Regions from separate parts of the Mus musculus genome. Here region 2 is linked to region 1. A link is a loop called in an ENCODE intact Hi-C map of the cell type or tissue named here. Cell type or tissue: heart. All regions are shown on one strand.

Region 1 (8,000 bases):
GCCAGAAGTCGAGCAGCGGAGCAGCCCTTCCTGTGCTTGTATCCAGTTTTCAAATGCATCGATTTTCGGTGGCAGCGACATTCCGTAGTAGAAACTGCTAAGTACTTTATTTCTTTTGATTTTCTTTACTGCGCACATTGGCGAGTGGAAGCTTTTTGTGAGCCCTTTGGTGGGCTGCGTGTGCGTGTATCTGATTAGAGTTGTTAAGACACTCCGAGCCTTGAAGAATTGAGTATGAAACCATACGCATCGTGGAACTGGATACGAAGTCTCTTCAGCCTCACCTTCATTTCTTGGCACTCGTCATCAGGTTATAGAATTTGGTCACAATAAATTATGTATGGGCTGTGTTGTTATCTGCGTTGTGCTTTAACTTATTTGCACATTCCCCAACGAATCCCCCTGCTTGTTCTCCGCTACTTATTTATGTATCCTATCTACAAAGGACTTCTTGACATCTGACATGTTCCTTGTCTGCTCTGACTCCTGGAATTAGATATCGTTCCTGGGTGTTTCTGTACAACGGAGAGCTTGTGTTTCATAATGTTAAGAAAAAGTTTTGGAGTTGAGCGTAATGGTACACGCCTTTAATCCCAGCACTCGGGAGACAGAGGGAGGTGGCTCTCTGGGTGTTCAAAACCAGCCTGGTTTACGTAGGACAGCCAGACATACACGATACAGAGAGTCTCTCTCAAAATGTTTTGATTGGAATGTAGACTCTGCTACAAAATAATCTCGGGTAATGAATCTGATATAAATGAATACACAGCCATGCTTAAGAGTAAGTTAGCTACACAGAGAAACCCTGTCTCAAAAAAACCAAAACCAAAACAAAAAAAAAAAAAAAAAAGAGAGAGTAAGCTGTTTCACTTTCTTTACACGTATTAACTAGTGTTTAAAACTCCAGGAGATAAAGAGATGAGAGTGTGGCCTTCTAATTTTAAACTGTGACTATGACATTAAAAACATATAAGCGGGCTGGAGAGACGGCTCAGAGGATAAGAGCACTGACTGCTCGTCCGAAGGTCCTGAGTTCAAATCCCAGCAACCACATAGTGGCTCACAATCACCTGTAATGAGATCTGATACCCTCTTCTGGTGCATCTGAAGTCAGCTACAGTGTACTTATGTATAATAATAAATAAATCTTAAAAAAAATGTTTAAACTAAGCCGGGCGGTGGTGGCGGACATCTTTAATCCCAGCACTTGGGAGGCAGAGGCAGGCAGATTTCTGAGTTCAAGGCCAGCCTGGTCTACAAGTGAGTTCCAGGACAGCCAGGGCTATACAGAGAAACCCTGTCTCAAAAAAAAAAAAAAAAAAAAAAAAAAGAAAAAAGAAAAAAAAAGAAAAAAGAAAAAAATGTTTAAGCAACTTAATGACCCTTGGGTTATCTAAATTATAAAATAAACTAATATGACTCTCACTATGTTATAGAATGGTTTAATATTAGTGTTAGAAGTCAAGCACCTACCTGTCAATAGATACTGTTATCATTTTTTTTAGTTTGCTTAATATTTATTTTGAGATAGGGTTTAACATAGCCCAGGCTGGCTTCAAATTTACTATATAGAAGGGCGCTCTTGAACTTGGGATCCTCCTGTCTCCGCCTGCAGGAGTTCTGGAATTACAGGCCTGCGCAACCTTGCCTGGATTGTCTGGTACTGAGGACAAAACCCCAGGGCTTCATGCACCTTCTGTCAACCTGCCTAACCATCAAACTCCTTCAAATCAGGCAGAGTATTCTATTGATAATCTCTACTGATATATATTAAAAAGTTAATTAGGGTCAGGCAGTACTGGTGCACACCTTTAATCCCAGCACTGGTGGGGAAGAGGATGGAGCAGCTGGATCTCTGAGTTCGAGGCCAGCCTGGTCTAAAGAGCTAGTTCCAAGACAGCCAGGGCTACACAGAGAAATTCTGTCTTGACACCAAACAAACAAACAAACAAATAAAAGAAGTAAATGAGGGCGTGGGGACGAAGCTCAGTGGTGGAATTGCTCTCTCAACGTTTTCAAGGGGTCTGGGTTCTGATCTCTAGCACTAGAAATAAAATGAAAACCTTTCTGAATGTCTAAGGTTAATTCTGACCAACATCAACACTCTATTTTATCCAATTCAGTTAGTAAGGTGGTAAGAACTCAGGCTGAGGCAGGGTGACCACCTGCTCCAGCCCAACTTGGGAGACATATCAAGGCCAGGGATGGTACTTTCAAAACCAGCAAACTAAGCTCGACAGAACAAAAAAGTGATCAGCTCTTTTTCTGCAGTCAAGTGGCACAGCTCTTTTAAATCTTCTCTCACACAGCAACCGTCATTTCTATTTGTCTCTCATCCTTAAACTATGCACTTTCAATCCTGTTTCTCCTCCTGTGCGACAACCCTTTCTTATTTAAACATTGTTTTGGCTTTCCTCACCAAATTTTACATGCTTTTTGATCAAGATTATTCTTGGTCTTGACTTTAGTTATTATTGAATAAGATACATCCTAAACCAGAAATTCCTATCTTAATTGTTTCCACACCCAAATCCTTAAACACAGGGAACGTAACACTGCATATTACTTTTCCATAATGGCTTGTCCCACCCGCTGAACTCATCTCAGGCATTGCTGTTCCACCAAGCTCCACTCCGTGCTCCAAGCTAGAAACTTCAATTACTGCCAACTCTTCAGTCTCTGGAATCTATGATTGATCTGGCTTCCTCATCTCTCGCCTGAAACAGTGCCACCACCTTCTCGGTGCCCTTCCTGCCTCCGTTCTCTTTTCTCCTCTGAAATGAAAGCATAATTATTAGTAAATATTCTTATAAATCAGAAATCTGGTTAGCCTCCTGTTATCTGGTTATATTGACTGCCAACCTGGCAAGATATAGAATCAGCCAGGAGACAGATTTCCATGCATGTATGTGCAGGATTATTCTAGTTTGGTTAATTGTGTCATGAAGACCTGTACTGGCTTCCAGACTGAAATGATTAAGTGTTTCCTGATTCCCGACTATGGAGACTTTGTGACCACTTGCCTTCATCACCTGCCACCGTGACTTCCCCATCATAACTACACCTTCCAACTGTGAGCCAAATACAGACACTTTCCCCCTTAAGAGAATTTTGTCAGGTATTGCATACAGCAATGATAAAGGTAATACAAAATATTGGTACCAAGAAGCGGAACTGTTCCTGTGATAATCCTAGCCATGTAATCCTAGGGCTTTGGAACTGCTTTCCAACAGGGAGGAAAGGCCGCAGCGGCAAGCAAGAAAAGCAAGAGAGGGGGCTGGTGAGATGGCTCAGTGGGTAAAAGCACCCAACTGCTCTTCCAAAGGTCCGGAGTTCAAATCCCAGCAACCACATGTGGCTCACAACCATCCGTAACGAGATCTGACTCCCTCTTCTGGAGTGTCTGAAGATAGCTACAGTGTACTTACATATAATAAATAAGTAAATAATAAATCTTTAAAAAAGAAAAGAGAAGCAAGAGAAGAGAAGGTATTTCTGGAGGAGTGGGTTTTTTAAGGACAAAAGAAGGGAGTCTGTGTGTGTTCATAAAGCCCAATTGGACGTATTAGCAGAATAATGAAGTTTGTTTGTTGGAACTTGGTGTTTTGCCTCAGAAATGAGTCAGTGGCCAAATAATGGAATAGACTTTGGGGGGGGGGTAGCCTTAGGAATGTAACAGGATTTGACCAAGGAGAGAAAAAGGCGGGGGGGGGTGTATAAGAGCAAAACCTGTCTGATCCAGCCCCTTCAATGTGGATGGCTAAAACGAATAATGGACTGGATACATTGTGCTCTATGAGATGGCCATGAGCTTGTGGGGACAAGGACCAGAAGGTTAAGATTTAAAAGTGACTGCCATGTTCACAAAAGATAGTTTGTTTATATTGATTACTAACATAATAGGATCTAGACTCCCCCTAGAGACAAATCTCTTGGCATGTATGTAAAGAATTTTCTGCATTAGATTGACAGAGATCTGAAGACCCACTCTAACTGCCAGACTGAATAAAAAATAAACAGAGAAAGCAAGCTGATCATAAGCTTTCCTTGCACTCTGCTTCCTGACTAGAGATCCTGTGTGACCTCTGCCTGAAGATGCTGGAACTTACTCATCATGATAGAATGTACTTTCTTTTCCTTCCAGACAGGGTTTCTCATTACTGCTCAGGCTGTCCTGGAACTCGCTCTGTAGCCCAGGCTGGCCTCGAACTCAGAGATTTACCTCTGCCTCCTGAGTGCTGGCATTAATGGCCTGAGTGACCTTGCCTGGCTTGATGGATTTCAGTCTGTGAGCTGAAACAAACCCTTTCGCATGTTGCTTTCATCCGATTTATTTTATTTTATTGTTGGCTTCAGGGTGGACGCTGAGAAAGCTCACTTCAGAGACAGAAGCTTACAAATGACAGCTTTATTTTCTGAGCACGCAGGGAGGTGGTTAGCTCGAGACCTAAACCAAGTCCCTAAAGGGAGATTGTATAGCATTTTTAAAGGACAGGAACACAAAAGGGGTGCGCGGGAAGCTGCAGTGCTACCCAACTGTATTTTGACATTACAGGTTAAAAAAGGGAACACCCATGCTTGGAGACTGGACTGTATCCAGGGCTCATGTCTTCAAGGTCCTTAATTCAACTTTTGCAGTCAAGTTTCCTCCTGGACTATGGCCTGGAATTTTAGAATGATAAGGGAACAAAGGAGTGAAAAACTGCACATAGCCAATTAGGGCATAACGGACAACTGCTTATATATTTTTATAATTTATGCACCTTGGTTTAGATAACAATAATCTCTATATTCTTTACCAGTTAATGATCAATTAAGAAAACTTTTGGAGGGGCTGGAGGGATGGCTCAGCGGTTAAGAGCACTGACTGTTCTTCCAGAGGTCCTGAGTTTAATTCCCAGCAACCACATGGTGGAGCACAACCATCTGTAATGGGATCTGTTGCCCTCTTCTGTGGTGTCTGAAAACAGCGACAGTGTACTCACATACATGAAATAAATAGATAAATCGTTTTTTAAAAAGATTTATTTTTTTAAAAGAAATCTTTTAGAGAAGTGGGACAGGTGTTCGTTCCTAGGCCTGGGAACATGAGCTTGTTTGACCCTGCCAGCAAGATGAGAACGTTGTCCTTGAGATGGCTGGGCTCAGACAACTGTCTCCTTATAAATCATCCTTGAAATGTTTGGACTAAGACAATTGTTCACAACAGAAGCTGTTCAGCTATAGAGAAGTCCTCAATCCCTAGGGACTGGGACCTTGAATTTAGTTTCTCCCTATGAGTAAATGGAGTCTCAAAAAGAAATGGCAGTACTTAGAATAAGTTTCTCTTGCTTGTTCCCAACATTTACCACAGCAATGAAATAAGTAGCTGATAAATTTCCTCAGATCACTCATCATAGAAATAGCCATGGCTTGTTAATACCTGTGAAATAATATCCTTATATCTTCTTATGATATCATAGTCTTAAAAATATTATTAGCTGGGTGTCATAGCACATGCCTTTAATCTCAGCACTTGGATGAGAAGGCAGGTGGATCTCTGTGAGTTTGAGGCCAGCCTAGTCTACACTGTGAATTCCAAGACAGTCAGGACTGTGTAGAGAGAACCTGTCTAAGAATAGTTTTCATTCCATCTGTATAATGTCCATGAACTTGTGGCTATAAAGTGCTCTTATCTGCTAAGCCAAGTCCTCAGTCATAATTTACCGTCTAGCCCATGTAACGGAAGCATGATAGTAAATGCCTGACAACCAGCTCTCTAAAGAGGAAATAAGCCTTGGTTTGTAGTGTTTAATAATAATTGTTATTGTGTCACTAGAAAACTATTATTATGGCAGATTTCAAACCATAGGGGAGTTACCAAACTTTTGGGAAAAGGAGACAATTGATCGTTGGGAGCAAGACAAACCAAGCTTCAGCACGAATTGTTCAATAAAAGCTCCGACTCTCTTCGCCCTCACACCTTCCACACTCAATTCCCATGCTTTCTCACAAATCATTTCAAAGACAAATGTATTTAAATGATGCGTAATTTTAAGAGCGTTTAAGCGTGTCATATGAGTCTATGATGTATTCATCATAGACTCAAGTTCCTGTATTAATGTTATTTAACAAATCTTTGATCCATGTGCTGGTTAAGTTTTTTGTCCATTTTGCCCAAAAGTAGAGTCACCTGGGAAGAGGGCATCTCAACTGAGGAATTCTTCCATCCGATTGGTTGGCAAGACCGTGCTCACGTGTCTATGCGGCATTCACAGTTGCTGATTATGTGGGGCAACCCAGCCCACTGTGAGCTGTTCGGTCCTGGGCTGGTGGGCCTGGGTAGGGTAAGAAAAGCTGTTGAGCAAGGGAGGAAGGGAGGAAGCAAGCAAGCGGGTAGACAGTGCTCCTCTTCTATGGTGGTCTCTGCTTCAGATCTTGCCTCCAGGTTCCTGTGTGGAGCTCCCGCCTCGGCTTCCCTCAGTGATGGACTCTCACCAAACAAGCCCTTCCCTCCTTCTAGTTGTTGTGATTAATATTTTATCATAATAACAGAGGCAAATTAGGACAATGGTCGTTATGAATTTGTTATGTCAATCATATTTTCAACCTTTTAAAAATTACAGCCCCCCGCCCCCTTTTCTGGTCCTATGGATCAAACCTCATAAGCTTATGGCGTTTCTAGGCAAGTGCCCTGCTGCTGAAATTAAAATTTACAGTTTGCAAATTAAATGTCAATCACTAAGCAGGCAAATTCATTTGAAAGCACGACTACATTTTTACTACTTTGAGGTAATGTGCATTTTCTCTGTCAGAGAAGAGCAAGCGTGAAACTATTATCACTAATTTTCCACATCAAGACTGTAACTATAATTAGTGCGGTGGCCTCTTTAACAGTTGCTATTTTGAAAAGGAACTTTTTATGATGTTGTTCTATTGGCAACATAAGATCACCAACCACTTAGAGCCCTAAACTTTCTTTTCTGCCTTCTGAATTACCAAGAGCTTCCATCCTGTTGTGTCCCGCACTTTTCTGGATACTTTAGCTTTATTAGCTTGAGTGGTCCTTACATCATTGTGAAGGTTTATGCCATCGCTGGGCTCTGAAAGGCTCAGTTCTTTCCCTTTCCCGTCGTTGTATAAAATTCTGCCAAGCTGTCTTTCTAACCCATGTCTTGGATTTCAACGTCAGTTATTTGTTTAAGCAACGTGAAGTGGCTTGTTTGTTCTTGAAATAATACCTCTGAATGGAAAATCGAAAAAAAAAAAGAAAAACAAAAAAAACAATGATTGTTCCTAGGTATGATTGAGGAGGTTTTATTGTAGCTAGGGGGAAGGAAACAGCCAGAGGCATCTGGAAGGTTCCAGAGTGAACCGGGCAAATCGAGCCAGTAGACTGAACCAGGCTTGGGGGGAAGGGGGGGGCGGGTTGGGGAGAAGGAGACAGGAGAGTCAAACAGACCAAGAGAGAGTGAGGAGCCAGCCAAAAGACCAAGAGCTAAAATGGCTAAGGTTATATAGGGATCAGGCTGGGGGAAGGGAAGGCAAGCCCAGCCCCTGGGCAGGAGAGTAGGGGGCGGGGCTGAGAAGTGCTGGACCCCTGGTACATCCTCTGAATGAATCTTTCTGTTCACTGTGTTCTCACAATGCTTTGCTTCCTTCCAAAAGAACCGATAACGAATAGTAACACCACCGTCTAGAAAGTTTTCTACACACTTGGCACTTTGTTAAAAGATGTGCAGAATCTCATTTAGCCCTCACAAATTACAGAAGTTAGATACGGGTAAGCCTTTAAAAAAAAAAACAAATCTTGTCCAAGTTTACACTACAAAAAGTTCCTAAGGCAACGTTTGAGCTTGAGTCAAGAGACAGAACCCAGAGTCTTAGTCACGTGACCCTACATTCACGTTAGGTTGCTTACTCTTAGGGGGCAGGGAACAACTTTGTTGTTGTTTAGGAAAAACCTAGATTCTATCTATCTATCTATCTATCTATCTATCTATCTATCTATCTATCTATCT
Region 2 (8,000 bases), 290 kb before region 1:
GATATTTAAAATCAGTTCAACTCCATCACTTCAACTAAAAGACTGCAAGGGAAATATACAAATACAGGAAAACTGAAAGAAAAATATATGTAATTATCCATTAACAGAAAACTTCTCAAATGGCTTATGGATCATTCACGCTGTATACTAAAATATGAGCGTGGGTAAAGAGTGAAACCCTTTCTCTAGACATGGTTGCACACGCCTGTAATACTTTCTCTAGACGTGGTTGTACACGCCTGTAATCCCAGCACTCAGAAGGCTAAGGCAAGTTGTCACAAGTTTGAGACCATCGTGGTTTGCAAAGCAACAGTTACCTTTTTTAGTTGCTGTGATGACCAAGGCAGCTTAGAGAAGCAAGAGTTTATTGGGGCTCAAAGTTTCAGGGTGTGAGTCTGTAGCCACTCATGGCAGCAGACAGGCAAACACAGCCCTGGAGCAGGAGCTGAGAACTTTACATCCTTAGAGCTTTCTGAGGGTTGACATTTGATCCACAAGTATGAGGCAGAGAGAGCTAACTGGGAATAGCTTGAGCTTCTGCAACCTCAAGGCTGTCCCCCCAGTGACACATCTCCAGCAAGGCCACACCTCCTAATCCTTCCCAAACAACCCTACCAACTGGGGACCAAGTGTTCAAACATAAGAGCCTCAGGGTGGGACCTTTCTCATTCAAACCACCACACAACACAGGTCAAAAGAAAGGAAGGGAAGGGGGGAAGAAGACGAGAGAGGAAGAGAGGAAAAGAGGAAAGAAGAAAAGAATTTTTAACAGAGCCAAACACTTTTTAATGAACCAACTTTAATTTTGGCCAGGAATATAAATCAATCCTAGGCTGAGGTAGAGTGCTTGCCTAGCATGCATAGAGTGCCAACCCAGCCAGGTGGTGGTGGCGCATGTCTTTAATCCCAGCACCTGGGAGGCAGAGGCAGGCGGAGTTCTGAGTTCGAGGCCACCCTGGTCTACAAAGTGAGTTCCAGGACAGCCAGGGCTACACAGAGAAACCCTGTCTTGAAAAACAAAAAACAATTAAAAAAAAAAAAAAAAAGAGTACCAACCCAAGACACACACAAGACACACACACACACTAACTCCACCAATAGCTAATATAATACCTTCTTACAACCAGTTTATATTGCATGACAGTAAGCAGACATCTATCAGATAATACATCAGCAGTTGCTAACACATGACTGACTGATGACATCAAACTCCCAAGATACTATCAGCGAAAAGATCACATTACCTTTTATATCTGTGCTATACTTTATTACAGTCAGGTTCTGTGACAGTTTATGATTCATAGATAAAATACTTAGTAATGTTCTGTTAACCAAAACATCTGGTGCATCACAGTGCAATTCAATGAGAAAACTCACTGGGTTCTTAGAGGAAGAAGAATAACTAATCCCAGCACTTGGCAGGCGGAGTTCTGAGTTCGAGGCCAGCCTGGTCTACCGAGTGAGTTCCAGGATAGCCAGGGCTACACAGAGAAACCCTGTCTCGGAACAAAAAAAAAAAAAAAAAAAAAGGAAAAGAAGAGGAGGAGGAGGAGAAAGAGGACTTATTATTATTATCCAAGAAATGTAATTAGGTTACTGCAAAAATTATTTCTGAGGCAGTTCTCTCTGATGATGAGGTTCTAATTCAACGCAAACTCGAGACAAATCAGATTAGCTTCCCATTCTCTCAATACATCCTTATTAGGTGTGTAAAAGGTGTACCTGATCCAAACATGAACAACTACTGAAAGACAGTAAAACATGTTGTACACTTTACTTTCTCAACAGGAAGGTGAAAAACATGCCTGAGGTAAGGAACTCTGCCCAGCGTCTCCAATGTCATGGCAGCAGACAGCTAGAAAGCAGTGTCAGCTGACCATAGTAAGTTTTAAAAACTGATGAGTCAGATGCAGCACCACGTCAGAATCTACACCAGAATATTCTTACTAGTTTCCTCCTGAAGGGAATTAAAGGTGTGGGGAAATCCCAATTTTCAATCATTCTGTGTAAGCTCAAGAGAAGTGAGCCCACAGCCATTCAGAACTACTTATCTAAGGGTAGTCATTAACGACCTCACATGGGCTAAGCAAAACCCAAACTCTGACCTAGACTGGACCCGCAGAAAAACACGTTCCTTCGTTTTAAAGAAAGACTACAGAGCACTCTAATGTGATCGACTCGGCCCCTAGGTTTAAAGGAGACAGGATGGAACGAGGTTGGGGTGGGGTGGGGGTGGGGGATATGCATGGGGATGCAAGCTCTTCAAATGGTTCCTCCGCCTCCCAGGGCATTCTGCAAGCCTCCCCCAATTCAGTTCTCCAAACCCAGGGGTGTGGGTGGGAGAGCGTTGTGCAAGGGCTCCACTAATGTTCCCTAATTCCGTTAAGTCTGGGAGATCTGAGCCCTGCAGAAGCGAAATAAGGAAGAGTCTGTAGTGCCTATCACGGGGCAAAACAGCAGCGTGATCATGAGTAGGAGTCTGTCCTGGGCCAATGATTATATCCCTTCCTTTCTGAGGATGATGATGAAGAAGAATCAAGTGACCTTTCTGGCTGGGCGCTGGGCAGCAGGGTGACCGGCTACCATGCACTAGTTTGTGTCTCAGAGCAGGACAGGTCGCGGCTCTACCTCGCGCCCCTCCCGCTCCCGAGCTCACACTTATAGCCCCTCTTACCCACCAGAGCGGGCAGGTGTCGGAAGGTGAGCTGAACGTCACCGTGACAGCCCCAAGAGCCAATCATAGCAGGCGGCTCCCTCAGTCAGCCAATCGCAGAGTTCTAGGGAATCCTGCAGCTCTGTAGCCCACCTGAACTCCACCGGGACGCTATAGACTGGGGAGGTGGGGGTGGGGAGTCCGTGCTGAGGCGCAGCAAAGATGCCGCAGGACAGGCAACGGAAAGTTAGGGAGGAAAAGAGAAATCCAAGAGGGAAGTCACTCACCAGCCCGGGAGCGAGATCACTTCTCCGGGCGACTCGGGCTCAATCTGTGCGTGCCAGCAAGCCTGCAACCAACCGCCGCCGCCGCCGCAGTTCGTCGCCCAGCGCGGCCGCCTGTTTCGAAGGAGCCAATCAGAACCGGAGGCGTGGTCTGGGCGCCACGCCTCCGGAGACTTTCTACCGCACGAAGAATTCGTAGCGACCTTTTCCAGTCCAGTCTCTATCAGTGGCAGTGACAACCCCTCCTATTTGTCCCGTCGTTCAGGAGAGTGTGTGAAGCCCGCCTCTCAAGGCTGCTTCAGAGCGCCCTGGAATGTTGCTCTTCCCAGGACTTTGAGCTCCTTCCAACCCTAAAATCTGCTTACATCCATCCGGAGGGGCACTGAGGTTTCCAGAAACACAAACCAACCCAGCAGGGACCCGTCCAAAGCAGAAGTCTTTCAGACAGAGCCCACCCCAGGCCCCTCACTGTGAAAGAGAGAGAAAAACCCTGCAGTCACCCCTGGAAGCCAAAAGAGGATGTTGGCTCTTCCTTCAGGAAACGTGGGGGAAAGGGGAGTTGGATGTCAAAGTAACAATGTAGCCATGTGATTGTTACACTGTAGTGATAGATGTGAGTTAACTTCAAAAGTGGCTTTTTGATGTGGGCTGATCTTACTGGCTAAAAGCCTGGAGGTTCTGTGTTCTGGCCCAAGTTCTTAGATTCCTGCGGCTTCTGTTCCTTTTAAGTCTTGACACCTCGAATGTGCAGGCTTCTCCATCTCTAAATTGTGGGCATTGAACTGAAACCTGGTCTCTCACAAAAACAATACAGCTTTCATAGGGAACAAAACAATCTCAGTTTTCAAAGGGCTGAGGGGCATGGAATGGGGAGTCTGTGAAACAGGGTGATGGTCAGAGGTTTGGAAATGACTAGATATTGAAGGAACAACAGGAATCTGCCAGAGGAAGTCATTGCTATGAACGATTGATTCCTAGGCAGGAGTAACAGCAAATGCAGGACCCGGGAGGCACATGGAACGTTCTGGAAGGAATCGTTTTGCATAACCTAAGTTTGGACCTGGAGAGACAGAGCAGTCTGAAAGTATGTGTGTATGAAGGTAGGCCTGATAGATACTGAGGGATGTAGATGCAGTCCTGGTGCAGGCCTGTGAGATAATTACAAGGATATAAAGAACAAGGAAATTCATTTGTGGGGTTTTCATTTTAGGGAGGGGGGGGTGTGTTCACTTTCAAAGATTTTTGAAGAAAGGAACAGAATAGTTTGTCATTAAAACAAACAAACAAACAAAAAGCAACCTAAAATGACAACTCCCTAAAGTAGCTCAGAAGGCGGGTATGAAGGAAGTATCTGGAAGAACTAAGAGGGTGATTTATCTGGCCTTGGTTATTATGTGGTGGCACTAGTCTTAGGAATACAGGAAAAACAAGCTGTGGTAGAGGACCAGTGTTCATTTTCGCTGGGTGTATTAAGTTTGAAGTTCAAGATAATCGTAGAGCTAAAGATGTCCCGATAACAGCTGAGCTGGCTGGAGCTACTTCAATCCATCTAAGCAGAAGATAAGGATTAGAGATGCTCTGCGGCAGGCCCTATCCTAAGCACCAGGGATCCTGCTCTCCCGGGATTCCAAGTGGAGAAGGCCATCATTAAAAATTGATCAATGGACTTGATGATATCAGCCTGTAGTTGTTCCTGGTTTTTTGTTTCCTAATTGCAGTCCATCTGAGATCTCTTTGCCGACTGCAACAGCAGCAGAAATTCACAGAGTCTGTTAAAATCGCCCTGTGTTTCCCAATATTTCTTATTTAAAACCATGGGGCTATTTATATGCCTCCTCATTTAGCCAGATTTTGATGCTTTAAATTAGATATCAAAATATGTGCACTTCCCTGTAAAACTTTAAGAACAACTGTGTCTAAGTCCCTAGCACCACAAAAATTTTGATTAGTAATAAGTTGTGCTATATAACTCTTATTTGATGAGTCACTGCTTAGCAATGGTCCTTATGATTTTTTCTTACGTGTATGCCTTGTGCCTAAATATTTGAACACCATTTATTTAAAACGGAAACTGTGCTCATGGAAATGTAGTCTCCCTCCACACACAGCTCTTAACATTTTTAAGTCACTTACTGAAACCTTGCAGCATCTACTTTAAGGCCTGCTTTGTTCTCACTCCTCTGTCTATTTGGTGACATAGAACAGTGCTGTTGGGAATGTTCCAGAAGCTGGAAATCTGTGTAGTCCTCTCAGCCTGTATCCCTCCGTGCAATTTAGATGATGAACCCCCTCTAGGTCCTTCGATTTAACCTGCTTCTCTCTCACTTCCCTTAAAGTTTGCCTTCGCTTGTTTCATTCACAACTTCGCGTTTAGATTTGTTCTTAATTATTACCCCATCCCCTAAGCACACTGGCCAGCTCACCTACCTTGATCTTAGCACTGCAATTAGTAATTGAGGGTTCCATCGAATAAGCTATAATCTACTTTCATGTGTAGGCTTTCTAATTGGTGGTTAGGTTAATAGCCATGTTTCAGAGGTTGTTTCTTTAATTGAAATTGGCATAGTTGTAATGTGGGGGGTACAGAGGGGCCACCAGTTCCCTTCCATCAGATGACACTGTATTCATTCTGACTTCCCAATTTCGAAAGTATGTCCCACTTCAGGGAGCACCATGTTTGGAAGCCTCAGTGTTTAAATTACATTACATCGGGAAGTTATTTGTCTGGCTAAAAAGCTTTTTCAAATACAGAGGATCCTCCAAAAATCCAGTTGTCCTTGAAGTCAGGTGTGTGATCTCACTACAGACCTACAAAGATGCTTTGGTTCCTTAAAATACACCGTGGTTGGTTTTCACTTCACTTTGAATTGGTTTTCGGACCTTTGGTTTTTATTTCAGCATTTTGGAACCGGTTTTAATTTTGCTCTGACATTATTGTCAGCCATGGATTGTGCATTGTGTGGAGTAATAAGTGAAATGCCAGGGTGATAGACATCTTGACCTGGTCACAATTAAATCACACCATCAGCAGGTGGTCAACTGATATCCAAATACACTAAAAACAATACTGACCTTTGTGCTACTGTAAGAATGCTACCTATTTATGTTAATAAGTATGTTATATGATCTTATAACAGTATGATCTTATAACAATAGCCGTGGCTAATATCTATGTACTGAGTTAAGTATTGTACACCCCAACTCATCTCCACTGGGCCCTCAAAATATGACTTTATTTGGAAGTAGGCTTTTTCCCCAAATCTGATTAGAGTTTATTAGACAGAAACACACACACACACACAGAGGCATGTGCGCACACAGTAGGACAGGAAAGGAACAGAGGTTAGCATTATGCGTTTCCAAACCAAGGAATGCCAAGAGCTCCTATAAATCCAGGAGATTCAAGAGGAGGTATTCATAGAATCTTTGCAGGGAGCTTGGCTCTGCTGGAACCTTGATTTTAGATTTCTGGCCCTCAGAACTGTGAAAAAATGGCTGTTTGTTTAAAGCTGGCAAACATCTAGTAATGCTGGAACTCCAGGAGACAATACCATCTATATCTGAACAGAGATTTAAAGAAATCACACAGCAAGAACAGCAGCATGAAGATGTACTCTCCAGTCCCCTGCTTCATTTATAAATGTCACAGATGTTAACAAGTGCTTATAGAACCATGATTTCTCCAATTGGCTTGTCATCCAAGGATCACCCAGTTTCCATCACATTTACTTTCGTGAAATAGAAAAAAAAATTAAAAATCTTCAAACTCATGTCAGAGAAACTCAAAAAGGAAATGTTTAATCTTAGGATAAAATTCTCTAACTTCATGTAAAGTGTAATCTGAGATTTCAACTAGCATCAACAATTTGGTGGTTTGTATGAAAATTTTACTTAGCCCCTGATGGTGAACTATTTGGAAGGATTAGGAAACGTGGCCTTGCTAGAGTAGGTGTGTCCTTGTTGAAGAAGGTGTGTTGTGTGCATTACTGGGGTGGGCTTTGAGGCCAGCTCGAGCGCTCTCTCTCTCTCTCTCTCTCTCTCTGTCTGCTACTTCTCCAGCATTTTTCCTACCTGTGAACCCCCCATGCTCCCCACCATGATGCTAATAGATTCCCTATCAGAAGTTGGAAGTAAACCACGGATTAAATGATTTCTTTGTAAGAGTTGCCTTGATCATGATGTCTCTTCACATCAATACAACAGCAATCAAGGCAACCAGAATCTAGTCCCTGTTAACTCAGATTCCCTTTGGCTACAAGATGGCTTCCACAGGTTCTACATCTCTGTAGGCTCAACTTAAACTCAAATATAAAAATAAATAAATAAATAAGTGGATATTTGTATAGTTGTGTGTAGGTTTAAATTTTTCAAAACCTACCTTTAATAAGGGTTCTTAAGCCAGGCAATGGTGGCGCACACCTTTAATCCCAGCACCTGGGAGGCAGAGGCAGGCAGATTTCTGAGTTCGAGTCCAGCCTGGTTTACAGAGTGAGTTCCAGGACAGCCAGGGCTACACAGAGAAACCCTGTCTCAAAACAAACAAACAAACAAACAAACAATCAAACCAAGGGGGGGCTCTTAAATGTTTTAACCTCTCTTCTAGCCCACCATCCACCTGAGGTAGTGGGAAAGGAGGGTCATTAGGATACAGGAGAAGTGGACCTCTCTGGGGCGAGTCCAGTCTTTGTTTGTTGGGATATCAGCAGTTCAGTCCAGTAACAAACACCAAATATGAATCAGCAGCTGCAGTCCAGTCCTCTTGCAGTCACTACACACAAACCAGCACAGGCAGTTCAATCCAGATGAAGCCGCAAGGCTCACCAACCGGCTAGGGTTTGCATAAGTGGCAAGAAACCCCAGGAATCGCACAAGAAGTTCAAGGGCGAGTGTCTCTCTAAGGCATCACCACACGTGGAGCTCAGCAATGCAATGTAACGCAAACCAGGACTTGCATGTTCTTAATGAAAAATAGTGAGTCGGAGCAAAGCAAACCAATGCTCTCTCCCACTGTCTGTGAGGTCATATTTATACTCCTTCATCATGTGTTCTTTCACGAATCTGCT

Evidence for each region. Peaks named below come from ENCODE experiments on the same cell type or tissue, not always from the same donor. Only the 100,000 strongest peaks of a DNase experiment are listed, where the experiment ranks them.
Region 2: a loop joins it to region 1, with 2.3 times the contacts of the local background. A loop is called at or near these places in 3 of 42 quality-filtered maps.

The regions. Positions count from the first base shown.
Region 1 is chr10:89,732,378-89,740,377 of GRCm38, forward strand. Gm30963 (predicted gene, 30963) reads right to left here. Exons shown (of 4, transcript NR_155765.1): 3 at 6,173-6,317; 4 at 4,394-4,662. Among named protein-coding and RNA genes, the nearest start is that of Actr6, 4.1 kb to the left of the region's middle. In heart, a CTCF peak has its summit at 4,901 (motif pointing left); no DNase peak of the experiment used is centred here; H3K4me3 peaks cover 724 bases.
Region 2 is chr10:89,440,915-89,448,914 of GRCm38, forward strand. It overlaps Gas2l3 (growth arrest-specific 2 like 3), which reads right to left and starts at 3,053. Exons shown (of 11, transcript NM_001033331.2): 1 at 2,941-3,053. In heart, no CTCF peak of the experiment used is centred here; DNase peaks (open chromatin) are centred at 2,407, 2,757 and 3,017; H3K4me3 peaks cover 1,950 bases; H3K27ac peaks cover 2,121 bases.